Regions from separate parts of the Homo sapiens genome. Here region 1 is linked to region 2. The links are chromatin loops, found by intact Hi-C in ENCODE. Cell type or tissue: B cell. All regions are shown on one strand. Links, peaks and the distances in the headings refer to the core of each region. The heading gives the core; the rest is flanking DNA. Region 1 overlaps DOCK11 (dedicator of cytokinesis 11). Region 2 overlaps IL13RA1 (interleukin 13 receptor subunit alpha 1).

Region 1 (11,442 bases), core at 8,943-11,442, 52 kb after region 2:
TTCATATAATGATAAAAATAAAGAAGTTAATTTTTTAAACTTCCTGTTAAAAACTTGGCCTAAAGTACTTCCTCAACACAGACACGCTAGTGGCAGTTCTAATAAAAATGAGAAAAATTCATGGCATTTCCTCCATGAAGCCTTTTTCAGTCTACATCTATAAAGACTCTGCCTTTTCAAGCACTTGTAACTACCACTGATTTGCTATTATCAGACTTCTTCATAATACTTTGAGACCGAGTCTTGCTCTGTTGCCCAGGGTGGAGTGCAGTTGTGCGATCTCGGCTTACTGCAACCTCCGCCTCCCAGGTTCAAGCGATTCACCTGTCTCAGCCCTCCCCCACCCCCGCACCCCCCACCCCAGTAGCTGGAATTACAGGCGTGCCACCAGGCTTGGCTAACTTTTTGTATTTTTAGTAGAGATGGGGTTTCACCATGTTGGCCAGGTTGGTCTCAAACTCCTGACCTTAGGTGATCTACCTGCCTCGGCCTCCCAAAGTGCTGGGATTATAGGCATGAGCCACCATGCCCGGCCCATAATATCTTTTTAATGTGACTATTTGTTATCTCCCTCAACCACAGTCTCTCCGAGTTCTGGGATATCTGCCCACAATACCTTGCACATAATAAAGGCTCCAGGGGTGCTGTTTATCTAAACTGGCTTTATTTCCTTGAGACTGCTCAAGCACTTATCCTGTGCTAGGTTCTGGGAAAACAGAGGTGGAAAAGTTCAGATCCAGACTCTACCCATATGGAGGTTACCTTTTAAATGAAAAAGTGGAAAAGATGAACCCTTTTTAGTCTCTAGAAAGTTGCAAGAAGTTGAAGCAGAAGACCAAAGGAAAAAGTAGAGTTGAAAACAATAGACTATAAATCAGGATACCGTGACCTCATCTCTAATTTCCTGCGTGTCTTGAGTGCATTTCTTAACCATTTATGCATCCATTTCCTTATATGTGATACAGGATCACATGAAGAATTGATTCCTATATGACATATATAAGGAGAATTGGATCAGAAAATAGATGCAAAACATGTTGGAGGAAACTTCCTGAACCAGATAAAAAGCATCCATAAAAAACCCACAGGTAACACCATACTGAAAGGTGAAAGACTGAAAGCTTTCTCCCAAAGATCAGGAACAAGACAAGGCTATCTGCAATTCTGCTACTCAATATTATACAGGAAGTTCTAGCTAGGTTCTAGGTAACAAAATAAAATAAAAGACATCAAGATTTAAAAAGAAGTAAAACTATATCTGCAGATGATATGATCTTATGTATAGAAAAACCTAAAGAAGCCACCAAAAACACGATTAAAGCTAATACAGAAATTCAGCAAGATTTTGGGATATCAGATCAATATACAAAGACCATTTGTATTTCTATAAACTAGCAATGAACAATCCAAAAATAAAATTAAGAAAACAAATCAGGCCGGGCGCAGTGGCTCATGCCTGTAATCCCAGCACTTTGGGAGGCTGAGGCAGCTGGATCACGTGAGGTCAGGAGTTTGAGACCAGCCTGGCTAACATGGTGAAACCCCGTTTCTACTAAAAATACAAAAAAATTAGCCAGGTGTGGTGCCATGGGCCTGTAATCCCAGCTACTTGGGAGGCTGAGGCAGGAGAATCGCTTGAACCCGGGAGGCAGAGGTTGCAGTGAGCTAAGATCGCGCCATTGCACTCCAGCTTGGGCCACAGCAGCGAAACTCCATCTCACTAAATAAATAAATAAATAAATAAATAGAAAAGAAAAGAAAACAAATCCATTTACAATAGCATTAAAAAGGATAAAATACTAAGGAATAAACTTCCTTGTGGGCATAAGGAATAAACAAAAGAAGTGTAAGACTTATATACTGAAAACTGTAAAACATTGTTGAAAGAAATTAAAGATGATCTAAATAAATAGAAAAACATCCTATTTCATGGGGGCTGGAACACTTATTATTATTGAGATGGCAATACTCTGCACATTGAATTACAGATTCACAGCAAATCCTGCCAAAATCCCAGCGGCCATTTTTTTTTTTTTTTTTTTTTTTGAGATGGAGTCTTGCTTTGTTGCCCAGGCTGGAGTACAGTGGTGCAATCTCGGCTCACTGTAAACTCCGCCTCCCACCTTCACGCCATTTTCCTGCCTCAGTCTCCCGAGTAGCTGGGACTACAGGCACCTGCCACCACGCCCGGCTAATTTTTTTTGTATTTTTAGTAGAGACGAGGTTTCCCCCTGTTAGCCAGGATGGTCTCCATCTCCTGACCTCGTGATCCACCCACCTCGGCCTCCCAAAGTGCTGGGATTACAGGCGTGAGCCACTGCGCCCAGCCTGCCTTTTTTTTTTTTTTTTTTTTTTAAACAGCTATTGACTAGCTGATGCTAAAATTAATATGGGCCTGGGCGTGTGGCTCATGCCTGTAATCCTAGTACTTTGAGAGGCCGAGGAGGGTGGATCACTTGAGGTCAAGAGTTCGAGACCAGCCTGGCCAACATGGTGAAATCCCACCACTACCAAAAATACAAAAATTAACCAGGCATGGTGGCATGTTCCTGTAATCCCAGCTACTCAGGAGGCTGAGGCAGGAGAATCACTTGAACCCAAGAGGTGGAGGTTGCAGTGACCCGAGATCGTGCAACTATACTCCAGCCTGGAGGACAGAGTGAGACTCCGTCTCAAAAAAATAAGATAAAATAAAATAAAAATGGAAATGCGAGGGGCCTAGAATATACAAAACAATTTTGAAAAAGAATAAAGTTGGAGGACTCACACTTCCAAATTTCAAAATCTTACTACAAAGCTATAGTAATTAAGACTTTGTGGCACTAGCGTAAGGACAGATACAGAGGTCAATAGAATAGAACTAAGAGTCCAGAATAAACCCACATATTTTTGGTCAATTGATTTTTTATAAGGGTGCCAAGGCAATTGGATGGGGGAAAGATTCTTTTCAACAAATGGTGCAGGGAAAACTGGTTATCCACATGCAAAAGAATGAATCTGAATCCCTACAACACACCATATACAAAATTAGCTCAAAATGGACCAAAGACCAAAAGTAAGAGTTAAGATTATAAAACTCTTAAGAGAAAACATAGGTGTAAATTTCTGTGAAATTGGATTACGCAAGGTCTTCTTAGATACAATGCCAAAGCACAGGCAACAAAAGAAAATATAAATTGGACTGCATCAAAATTTTTAAAAACTTGAATGCTTCAAAGAACACCATCATGAAAGTGAAAAGGCAACACACAGAACAGGAGAAATATGTTTAAATCATATACTTGCATCTCGAATAAAGAACCCTGCAACTCAACAATAATAGTAATAATAGTAAAGCAACCTGATTTAAAAATGGGCTAAGGGGCTGGGAACGGTGACTTATACCTGTAATCCCAGCACTTTGGGAGGCCAAGGTGGGTGGATTGCTTGAGGCCAGGAATTCGGGACCAGCCTGGGAAACATGGCGAAACCCCAATTCTACAGAAATTAGCCAGGTGTGGTGGTGTTCATCTGTAGTCCCAGCTACTTGGGAAGCTGAAAAGGGAGGATCGCTTGAGCCCGGGATGGGAAGGTTGCAGTGAGCTGAGATCGCACCACTGCACTCCAGCCTGGGCAACACAGCAAGACCCTGTCTCAAAAAAGCAAATGGTCTAAGGACTTAAAAGAGATATTTCTCTGAGGAAGATACAAAAATGGCCAGTAACCACATGAAAGAATTCTCAACATCATTAGACATCAGGGAAATTCAAATGAAAACCACAAAGAGATACTACACACTTGCTAGGATGGCAATAATCAAAGAGGCAGATAATAACAAGTGTTGTCAAGAATATTGAGAAACTGGGACCCTCATACATTGCTGGTGGTAATATAAAGTGGTGCAGCTGCCGTGGAAATCAGTCTGGCAATTCTTCAAAAGGTTAAACATGGAGTTACCATATGAACCAGTCATTCCACTTCTGTGTACATGCCCAAGAGAACTAAAAACATGTCCACACAAAAACTTGTGAGTGTTCACAGCAACATTATTCACAGTAGCCAAAAAGTGGAAATAACCCAAATGTCCATCAACTGATGAGAAGATAAAATATGGTGTATCTATATAATGGATTATTATTTAGCCATAAAAAGGAATGAAGTACTGATACATTCTACAACATCGATGAACTTTGGAAATATGCTATGTCAAAGAAGCTGGACACAAAAGGCCACATATTGTATGACTGCATTTATATGAAATGTCCAGAACAGGTAAACCTTGTAGGGACAAAAAGTAGATTAGTGGTTGCCAGGGGCTGGAGGATGATGACCGGTAGGAGTGACTGCTAATGAGTATGGGGTCTCTTTCAGGTGATAAACATGTTTTAAATTGTAGTGATACTTGCACAACTCTGTGGATGTAATTTTAAAAAACACTGAATTGTGTACTTTAAATGGGTAAATTGTATGGTATGTGAATTATATCTCAATAAAAAGGAAAAACAAAGCAAAAAAAAAGAACATTGGAAAAGTTTTAAAATGCTATGCACAGAGGCAAAATCTTAGAACTTAGCCACGACTCCCATTAGGAGATGAACAAACATAGATACACTGTTTTTAGACAGTGACCATTAAGTGCTTAGAAAAAAAAAAAAAAGATAAATAAAGCACTCTTACTCACCAACTCCCAAGACAGGGGTATAGCCTTGTTACACAAACCCACTCCCCACCCACAACCAACTTTTACTCCTTTCCTCTCCTTGTCTTTTGATAGCTGAACTAGTGTACTGTTAGAACAAGACTGAGACTAAAGGTAGCCCAACATTTTGGAGATCAGAAGCCCAAGACATATGTCTAATTATCAATGTTTTGAAGAGTTTGGAAATTCCTATTAATCCATTATATCACTCAGGTTCTTCATCTCAGAGAAAGCTAATATCTCATGGAACAAACCTGCACATGTACCCCCTGAACCTAAAAGTTAGAAGAAAAAAAGATACGAAATAGTTTTTTAAAAATGTGCGTTCTTATTATCATGACTTATCTAGTTTCTTAATTAGAGTCATCTCTAGTTCTAGGATGATGTGTTGTTGGTCAAGGTTCCAAGGACATTACTACCACTGCTGCTTTCTGTTTCACTTTTGAAAATATATAATATTTTGATAGGCAGCCAAATCATATAAATACGGTAACAATAACAATCCCATCTATATACATGATGCCAGTGGTGACAACTGGTTACTAGGAAAATTTCCATGGAATTTCTTATTTTCTCTATGGTTTTTCACCGTAGTGATAAACTAACACTACCAAGGGTGACTTAATCACATTTCACAGTATGTCCAAAGACTATCAAAACAACAACTTCTAGGGGAAATTGGACTCAAGCTTAACTGCAAAACAATCAGTATAGGAGAAATGTATTCTTTGGTGTTAATTAATTTGTAGAGGACAAATCACTTCAAGAAATCATTAAACTATATACACTTTAATGCCTAATACATGTAGTGTTTAAAAAACAGATTTACCTAGCTTTCTCTGTTCGAGCCCACCTTGTTCTCTACAGCTTGCTACCTTTAGTCTGAGAGTTGGAAAAATAAATCTAGTGAGCTTGTGCCATGACATGGCAAACTCCCTGGCCACAGGACACAAAATTATCTTTCACATTTCTTTTTTTTTTTCCCTTGGCCATCCAATGAGTCTTACCTAGTCCTTCCATATATGTCTCTGGGACTCGTCCTTTCTTCTCCATTCTTGTCATATCACTCACATCTAGAGGTTTATTGAATTTAGTTTATTGCAATATCTATGTAACTGGTTTCCTAATTTCCATGTCTCTCTACCTCAAATACATCTGGCAGCAATATAAAAGATTAAATTTCTAAAAATAACATTTAATTAAGTAATCTGTTTAAAAACCTTGGCTAGCTCTCTCATGCCTATTGAGTAAACTCCAAATACCATTAGCCTGGTATTCAGCGCCTTCCAAAATCTCAGTCCGAATGTATTTTATTTCTTTTTTCTTTCTTTTTGTTGTTGTTGTTGTTGTTGTTGTTGACAGAATCTCACTCTGCCACCCAGGCTGGAGTGCAATGGCATGATCTAGGCTCACTACAACCTCCACCTCCCGGGTTCAAGCGATTCTTGTGCCTCAGCCTCCCAAGTAGCTGGGATTACAGGTGTGTACCACCATGCCTGGCTAACTTTTTTTTGTATTTTTATTAGAGACAGTGTTTTACCATGTTGGCCAAGCTGGTCTTGAACTCCTGGGCTCAAGTGATCTGCCTGTCTCAGCCTCCCAAAGTGCTGGGATTACAGGCATGAGCCACCACGCCCAGCCTGTATTTTCTAGATTTATCATCTACCACCTCTTGGACAAAACTGGTCTCCTTACTATCCCCTGAACCTCCACAAATTCTTTTTGCACCTTTGCTTATGGTGTTCCTCCTGCCTAGAATACCCCTCTCCATTTTTGGAAGCCTGTTCAAAGCTTAACTTTTCTTCACTAAACCCTCCCTGAACATTTACAATTCACAGTGATCTCTTTCTTTGAATGTGATTTGAGTTATGAATGCTGTCGTTCATTTGGCAATACTCACATATGACTTCTCCTGTCTTACATTGTTAATTCTTGTACTATTTAATTTTGTGCGTCTTGCTTTCTCAACTAGACTGCGAGATCCTTGGCAATAGGGGCCATTTATTACATTAAAAAATCTACCCACAGTGCATATTGCTGTGCTAGGGGCTTTGACAGGGACTAGTTACAGACAGAAGAGTGCTGGAGTCTCCTCAAGATGCCAAACTCTCAGAATGCAGCATTTACTAGAGGTGATGATTCCTCACACATACATATCAAATATAATCACTTTAAAGGTGAAACTAACTCTACAGGTTACTCTAAGATATTAAGGAATTACAAACTGCCTTGGAAATACTTGTAAAAGTCCCCTATTAAAATACAAAATTAACTTTTAATAAATAAGTTCATGCTCTCCTGAAAGCTTAAAAATGACATATAAAGAAAAAATGGGCTGGACGCGGTGGCTCACGCCTGTAATCCCAGTACTTTGGGAGGCTGAGGCGGGTGGATCACAAGGTCAGGAGTTCGAGACCAGCCTGAGCAGCATGGTGAAACCCCGTCTCTACTAAAAATACAAAAATTAGCTGGGCGTGGTGGCACCTGCCTGTAATCCCAGCTACTCAGGAGGTTGAGGCAGGAGAATCATTTGAACCCGGGAGATGGAGGTTGCAGTGAGCCAAGATGGCGCCACTGCACTCCAGCCTGGGTGACAGAGCAAGACTTTGTCTCAAAAAAGAAAAAATGGTACCCCCCAAAAAATAAAAATAAAAATGGTCAGGCCAGGAGCATAATCTCTAGGATTTACTTGATCACAAAGTGCTCAAAAAGCCAAGGCCCCGTGCAATCCATTTATATTTTAGTGACTGTTTTTTCATCTGTAAAAGAGGCTAAACCACATAAGGAAAATAAGTGTAGGCTGGGCAAAGTGGCTCATGCCTGTAATCCCAGCACTTTTGGCAGATCACGATGTCAGGAGATCGAGACCATCCTGGCTAACACAGTGAAACCCCGTCTCTACTAAAAAAAAAATACAAAAAATTAGCCGGGCGTGGTGGCAGGCGCCTGTAGTCTCAACTACTCGGGAGGCTGAGGCAGGAGAATGGCGTGAACCAGGGAGGCAGAGGTTGCAGTGAGCCAAGATCGCGCCATTGTACGCCAGCCTGGGCGACAGAACGAGACTCCATCTCAAAAAAAAAAAAAAAAGGAAGTCTAGAACCCGAGTTCCCATAGAAGGCAGCCAAAATGATTTGGATAATTCAAGCTAAAAAATGTCATTCACATCTTGGTTTCTCCTGAATTATTTAGGCAATCTGAGATTTCTTCATAGACAGAAATATAATCCCAAGCTAGTTTGCCAAATCTGTGGTGGTTTTCTACATTGACCCAAGACATGCTGCAACCATTAAGTTCTAATCAAAATGTTTATTAATCTTGTAACTGAAGAAAATAATCATTACAAAACTCCTACCTCAGATTGCTGTAAAAGCTTTGAAGTTCTGTGGGATGTACTGACTGCAATCTCAGAAATGTTTTATCTTTGTAGATGGCCCCAGATGATAAAGCTTTGGCAACAAATGCTGCTTGCCCTGTATAAATCCCTTAGATGTCTTGTATGTAGAAGGGAGACCTACTAGATTACCTAGCGTCATCAGATCATAACATATATATATGGTATCTCAAGCTTACTATTATATATATGTTATATATACAGAGTCTCACTGTCGCCCAGACTGGAGTGCAGTGGCGTGATCTCAGCTCACTGCAACCTCCACCTCCTGGGTTCAAGCGATTCTCCTGCCTCAACCTCCTCAGTAGCTGGGATTACAGGCATGCACCACCATGACCAGCTAATTTTTGTATTTTTAGTAGAGATGGGGTTTCACCATGTTGGTCAGGCTGGTCTTGAACTCCTGACCTCATGATCCGCCTGCCTCAGCCTCCCAAAGTGTTGGGATTACAGGCATGAGCCACCGTGTCCAGCCTAAGCTTCGTATATTTGTAAATATATCCTTTCCTTTTGAAATTTTCTGTGAAATAATGCTTTTGGTTCCTTTAGCCCAGCCTTGACTACTAATTGGCAAGGATTCAAATGATCTCCCCAATTTTAAATATCCGTGTATTACGGAAATGTTATCAATTTTCTTCTCCTCCTACCAAGGATTAGTATGATAATGAATTGAGCTTCTTGTCAAGAAAAATGCTAAGTTCAAAGTATTATTTCTTTCACTTCTAATTACAAATAAGTTTTACCTTTTATTGTATTCCATTATACAATTTTACATAGTACCATTATTTTAAGCAATAATTAAGCAAATTGAACTACTGTTTTTGAGCTCTACTTTTCAGCATATAGATTTACCTAAAAAAGTACAAACCAAGCACAGTGGTGCAATTTTCCAGGCACTTTCAAGTTGCTTATTTACAAATATGTAAGCACCCTGTTGGAACACATGAAAATTTTGGTGTCGAGAAGAAACACTCCATGTATATCAAATCTTTAAATTTTAACATTTGCACAGCTCCAAATATTCCTGAGAAAGGTCAGTCTCATTGTCACGTACATCTGCATTTCCTCACACTTCAGCGTATCTTGGGGAACCATAACCTCGGTCACTTGATGTACCACTAATTGCACAAAATACATGTAATGTGTTGCTCATCCAGGGAGAATGCATTGTGTCTTCTTGTAATATCTAAAACAGAAGAAATCAGCATGATTATCATGAAGCAAAATAGCCACTGCCAAAAAAAGAATGTGTATATGAAATTGCAGGCATATTTCAATTTATCACTGACAGTTATTTAAAAAGACAGAAAGCAGAGAGAGCAAAGAATAACATTACCGACTTAAGTCTTCAAAGCTGTATTACAAAGGCAGCATATCAAAAAAGCAGAAAAGATCTAGTTACTCATTAAGAAAAACAAAGACTGTAAAATGCAAAATTCAATAAAAAGCGAGAGGTAACACAATCTTTAAAATATTTTTTAACAGATGGTCATAACAAGAGCTCTAAATGGTAGACTCTGACATGAGTTTATGAATGATCTAACACAGTGGTTCTCAGAATCATCTATGGGACTTTTGAAACATGCAGATACCTATGTTCCTTCCCTGGAGACTTGAAAATAATAGTAAATGAAGATAAAAGTCTTAAGTGCATATTTCTAAAGACACATTATAATTGTATAAGCTAATTGATACAGAAGATTTTTCTTGGAAAGGAAGAACTTCATAAATATAAAATTTAAAGATTGTATTCCAGTAAGTATATAAACATAGATATTCGTATTAGTTTAAATATTTTTTAAATGATCCATTTTGTGTAATCTAAAGAAAAAGCAACAGAAATCTTGTGCTTAAAGTAGATTGAGGTAAAAAACGCTATATACATTATATCCACTCTCTTTACCATAAAGTCCTAACTTAGGTCCCAAGCTTTCAATACTTGGTTCTCAAGTTAGTTGTGAAACTTCAGTATTAAGCCCACAGATTGATCTATAGTGGCAGTATTGAGACATATCATTTGTGTTGCTACAAATCATAAGGCTTAAATAAAATTTATAATAGAGAAATTTCCTCTTACAAAAATATTAACTCATGACACTAATCTGAAAGCATACTAGAATGTTAAGAGATGAATAACTGATTATCTATGCTGGTCAGATGTGACAGGCAAGGAGGGTACTTATTGCTAAGAAATTACAAAACATACCCAACAGATGCTACAATGACCACCCCCAACTCTATCTGAGAAATCTGTAATTTATAGCTTTATGATAATATAAATCCTTTTAAAAATCAAAAGCAGCCAGGCGTGGTGGCTCACGCCTGTAATCCCACCACTTTTGGAGGCCGAGGCGGGTGGATTACGAGGTCAGGAGATCGACACCATCCTGGCTAACATGGTGAAATCCCCATCTCTACTAAAAATACAAAAAAATTAGCCAGGCGTGGTGGCACGTGCCTGTAGTCCCAGCTACTTGGGAGGCTGAGGCAGGAGAAATCACTTGAATCCGGGAGGCGGAGGTTGCAGTGAGCTGACATTGTGCCACTGCACTCCAGCCTGGGCGACAGAGTGAGACTCCCTCTCAAAAAAAAAAAAAAAAAAGAAAAAAAAAAGAAAAAAAAGCTTGAAGAAGTTTTTGAAAGGACTATATACTTCGGTATTCTGTAACAGATTACACTGAAAGGGGACAAGGAATATCCAGTCATGTCTTTTTGTCAAGTAATCATTTATGGAGCTCAAGAGAATATTTCAAATTTCAGTACACATTAACACTTGTCTTACTTCTCAGTATTAATATATGCCTCAAAGTGTATGACTACAAGGTGGCTCTCTTTTATGTGAAACTCAATTCACTACAAAGTCAACATTTGCCAAAAGTAAGGCACACCCAAATATGTTTCATAATGACAGGATGGCTTGCATAAATATAAGCCAATAGAAACTAAGAGTTTTCTTGGTTAGCTATCAATATACAATATTAAGAGTCTAAATTATTGGTCTCTATATCTAAGAGAAATAGCCATGTTTTATGGGAATAACTGATACAGACAAGTGGGAAATACGACAGTAGATTTGAAAAATCCATGCTTCAAAAGGAAAACAAAATTTTATAAAATGACCACTCAGAATATCTTGATTACAGTAATAACAGTACATTGAATAATTTGTTTTCAATTTGAATAATTTAGAGTTCAACACTAGGTCATGCAGCTGCATGCAAATGAAATAACTGTAATATAGTAGATACTCACTTAAAATAGCATGTGCAATTGTCATATCTTTTGTGAAGGAGGAATTTTTGCTGCTTTTTCTATGCATTATGAGGAATAGAAACTCATCAACTAGATAGTTTCTAAAAACAAACTATGTAAT
Region 2 (2,500 bases), core at 1-2,500:
AAGGTAATTTAAAACCTACTTTAACCTCAGTTTTGAAATAAAACAATGGCCTGCCCTATATTCAACCTTTCAAATGGGATTAATATTCTCCCATCTGTTTTGAAGTGTCCTTTGGTCAGATCTTCTAACTGGTTTGCATTTTGGGCTTCCTGGGGCTATCTGCTATCCTTTTCTTTTTCTCTTCTGGTTTCCTCCATATCTTTTGATTTTTCTACTTCCTACACTTTAAAAACACACACACATGGATTCTGGGAATAAGGCAAGAGTAGGAAGCACCAGACATCTATCTCCTCACCTAGATAACAATGGTAGTGGCAGAGTCTGTTTGATGTAACAATTTTGGAAGACTGCAGAGTTATATCAGGAAACACTTACATTGAAGGCTTGCAATTTCCCAGGAAAGGCTTGAACAACAAATTGCCATAAATTTCAATCAATGTCAGCTTTTACATAGTAGTAGCTGCCCATCCTTCATCCCCAACCCCATGGCAGGCGGCTGTGCACATGTTCCTGGAGCCCTCTGCCCACAGCTTGTGGGCTATGTGGGCAGAAGTACTCTGTCCTCCAAATATCAGGGATTTGTATTCTGATTACTGATTGCTGCTTCTGATCACAGAGGTACAGACAAAGAGGCTGGCAGCCATTGTGGTTGCACCTATCCCCACTGTTGCAAGCCCTCCCTATCTAGCTAAAGTGATTTCCAGAAGATGTAAAAGAATGGCGCTCTTCCCTTGTCGCCTCATTTTTCTCCTTTTCCACTTTTGGGAGCCAGGCATTAAAGATTAGAAATTCTTAAACAACTACAGAGGCTGGGCATGGTGACTCACACCTATAATCCCAGCACTTCGGTAGGCCGAGGCAGGAGGATTACTTGAGGCCAGCAGTTAAAGATCAGCCCTGGCAACACTGCGAGATCCCATCTCCACCAAAACAATTTTTTTTGTTTGTTTGGTTAAATTAGCTAGGTGTGGTGGCATGAATCTGTAGTTCCAGCTCCTCAGGAGACTGAAGTGGGAGGATCACTTGAGCCCAGGGATTCGAGGTTACAGTGAGCTGTGATCACACCACTGCACTCTAGCCTGGGCAACAGAGCGAGACTAGGTCTCAAAAACAAAACAAAACAAAATGAAACAAAACTATATATACAGAGAAAAACAGAAAGTGACCACACATGCTCAGGGAAAGCCCAGAAAAAAACCTGAGAAGACTAAGTTTACACTTCAGGTTGATGCTCAACACACAGACAGCCTACAATAATCAAAAAAATAAAGACAATAAACAAAACAATAACAAAAAACAGCAAATCCTGGGGGAAGGGGGAATCTGGTTTCCAGAGAAACCAGATTTAAATGTCCAGTTTCTAACAAAGAATCACAAGACAGACAAAACAAAACAAAACAAAAAAACCAGGAAACTATGGCCCAAAGAAAAAAAGTTAAACAACAGCAAACCTGTCCCTGAAAAAGACCTGATGGCAAATATATTAAAGAAAGATTCTGAAACAAATATCTTCAGATGTTCACAGAACTAAAGGAAGATGTGGAGAGAGTCAAGAAAATGATATGTAAGCAAAATGAAAATACCAATAAAGAGATAGAAAACCTAAAAAGAGACCAAAAAGAAACTCTGGAGCAGAAAAAGCACAACTGAAATGAAAAATTCACTAAAAAGAATCAAAGGTAGATTTGAGCAGGCAGAAGAAAGAATCAATAAACTTGAAATTAGGGCAATAAAAATTATTGAGTCCGAGGAACAGAAAGAAAAAAAGATTGAAGAAAAGTGAACAGAGTCTAAGAGACCTGTGGTACACCATCAGCAGACCAGTGTATGCATTATGGGGGTTCCAGGAGAAGAGAGAGAAAGAGGAAGAAAGAATACTTGAAAAAATAATGAGCCGGGTGTGGTGGCTCATCCCAGCACTTTGGGAGGCCAAGGCAGGCAGATTGCCTGGGTCCAGGAGTTCGAAACAAGCCTAGCCAACATGGCAATACCCCAGTTCTACTAAAAATACAAAAATTAGCTGAGTGTGGTGGTGCACATCTGTAATCCCAGCTACTTGGGTGGCTGAGGCAGGAGCATCGCTTGAACCTGGGAGGCAGAGGTTGCAGTGAGCTGAGATCGTGCTACTGCACTCCAGCCTGGGTGACAGAGTGAGACTCTGTCTCAAAAAAAGAAAATAAAGAAATAATGGATGACAACTTCCCAAATTTGATGAAAGGCGTAAATATAAACATCTAAAATGTAGACGATGCAGCGAAAGCAGTACTATTGGAAAAATTTATAGCTATAAACACATATTAAGAAACAAGAAAGATCTCAAATCAGCAACCTTAACTTTACAACTTGCGTAACTAGAAAAAGAACAAACTAATCTTAAGCTATCATAAGGAAGGAAATAATGAAGATTAGACCAGAGATAAAAGAAAAAGGGAATAGAAAAATAGAGAAAATCAATGAAACTAAAAGCTTCTTGAAAAGATCAACAAAACGGACAAACCTT

Evidence for each region. A loop is a pair of places that touch in the nucleus more often than their neighbours do. Peaks named below come from ENCODE experiments on the same cell type or tissue, not always from the same donor. Only the 100,000 strongest peaks of a DNase experiment are listed, where the experiment ranks them.
Region 1: a loop joins it to region 2, with 2.2 times the contacts of the local background. A loop is called at or near these places in 3 of 110 quality-filtered maps.

The regions. Positions count from the first base shown.
Region 1 is chrX:118,683,501-118,694,942 of GRCh38, reverse strand. It overlaps DOCK11 (dedicator of cytokinesis 11), which reads right to left. Exons shown (of 53, transcript NM_144658.4): 53 at 8,796-9,255. The coding sequence ends at 9,136. Among named protein-coding and RNA genes, the nearest start is that of IL13RA1, 38 kb to the left of the region's middle. In B cell, for the core only: no CTCF peak of the experiment used is centred there; no DNase peak of the experiment used is centred there.
Region 2 is chrX:118,735,231-118,737,730 of GRCh38, reverse strand. All of the region lies in intron 1 of IL13RA1 (interleukin 13 receptor subunit alpha 1), which reads right to left. Among named protein-coding and RNA genes, the nearest start is that of IL13RA1, 8.9 kb to the right of the region's middle. In B cell, for the core only: no CTCF peak of the experiment used is centred there; a DNase peak (open chromatin) is centred at 1,130; H3K27ac peaks cover 1,199 bases.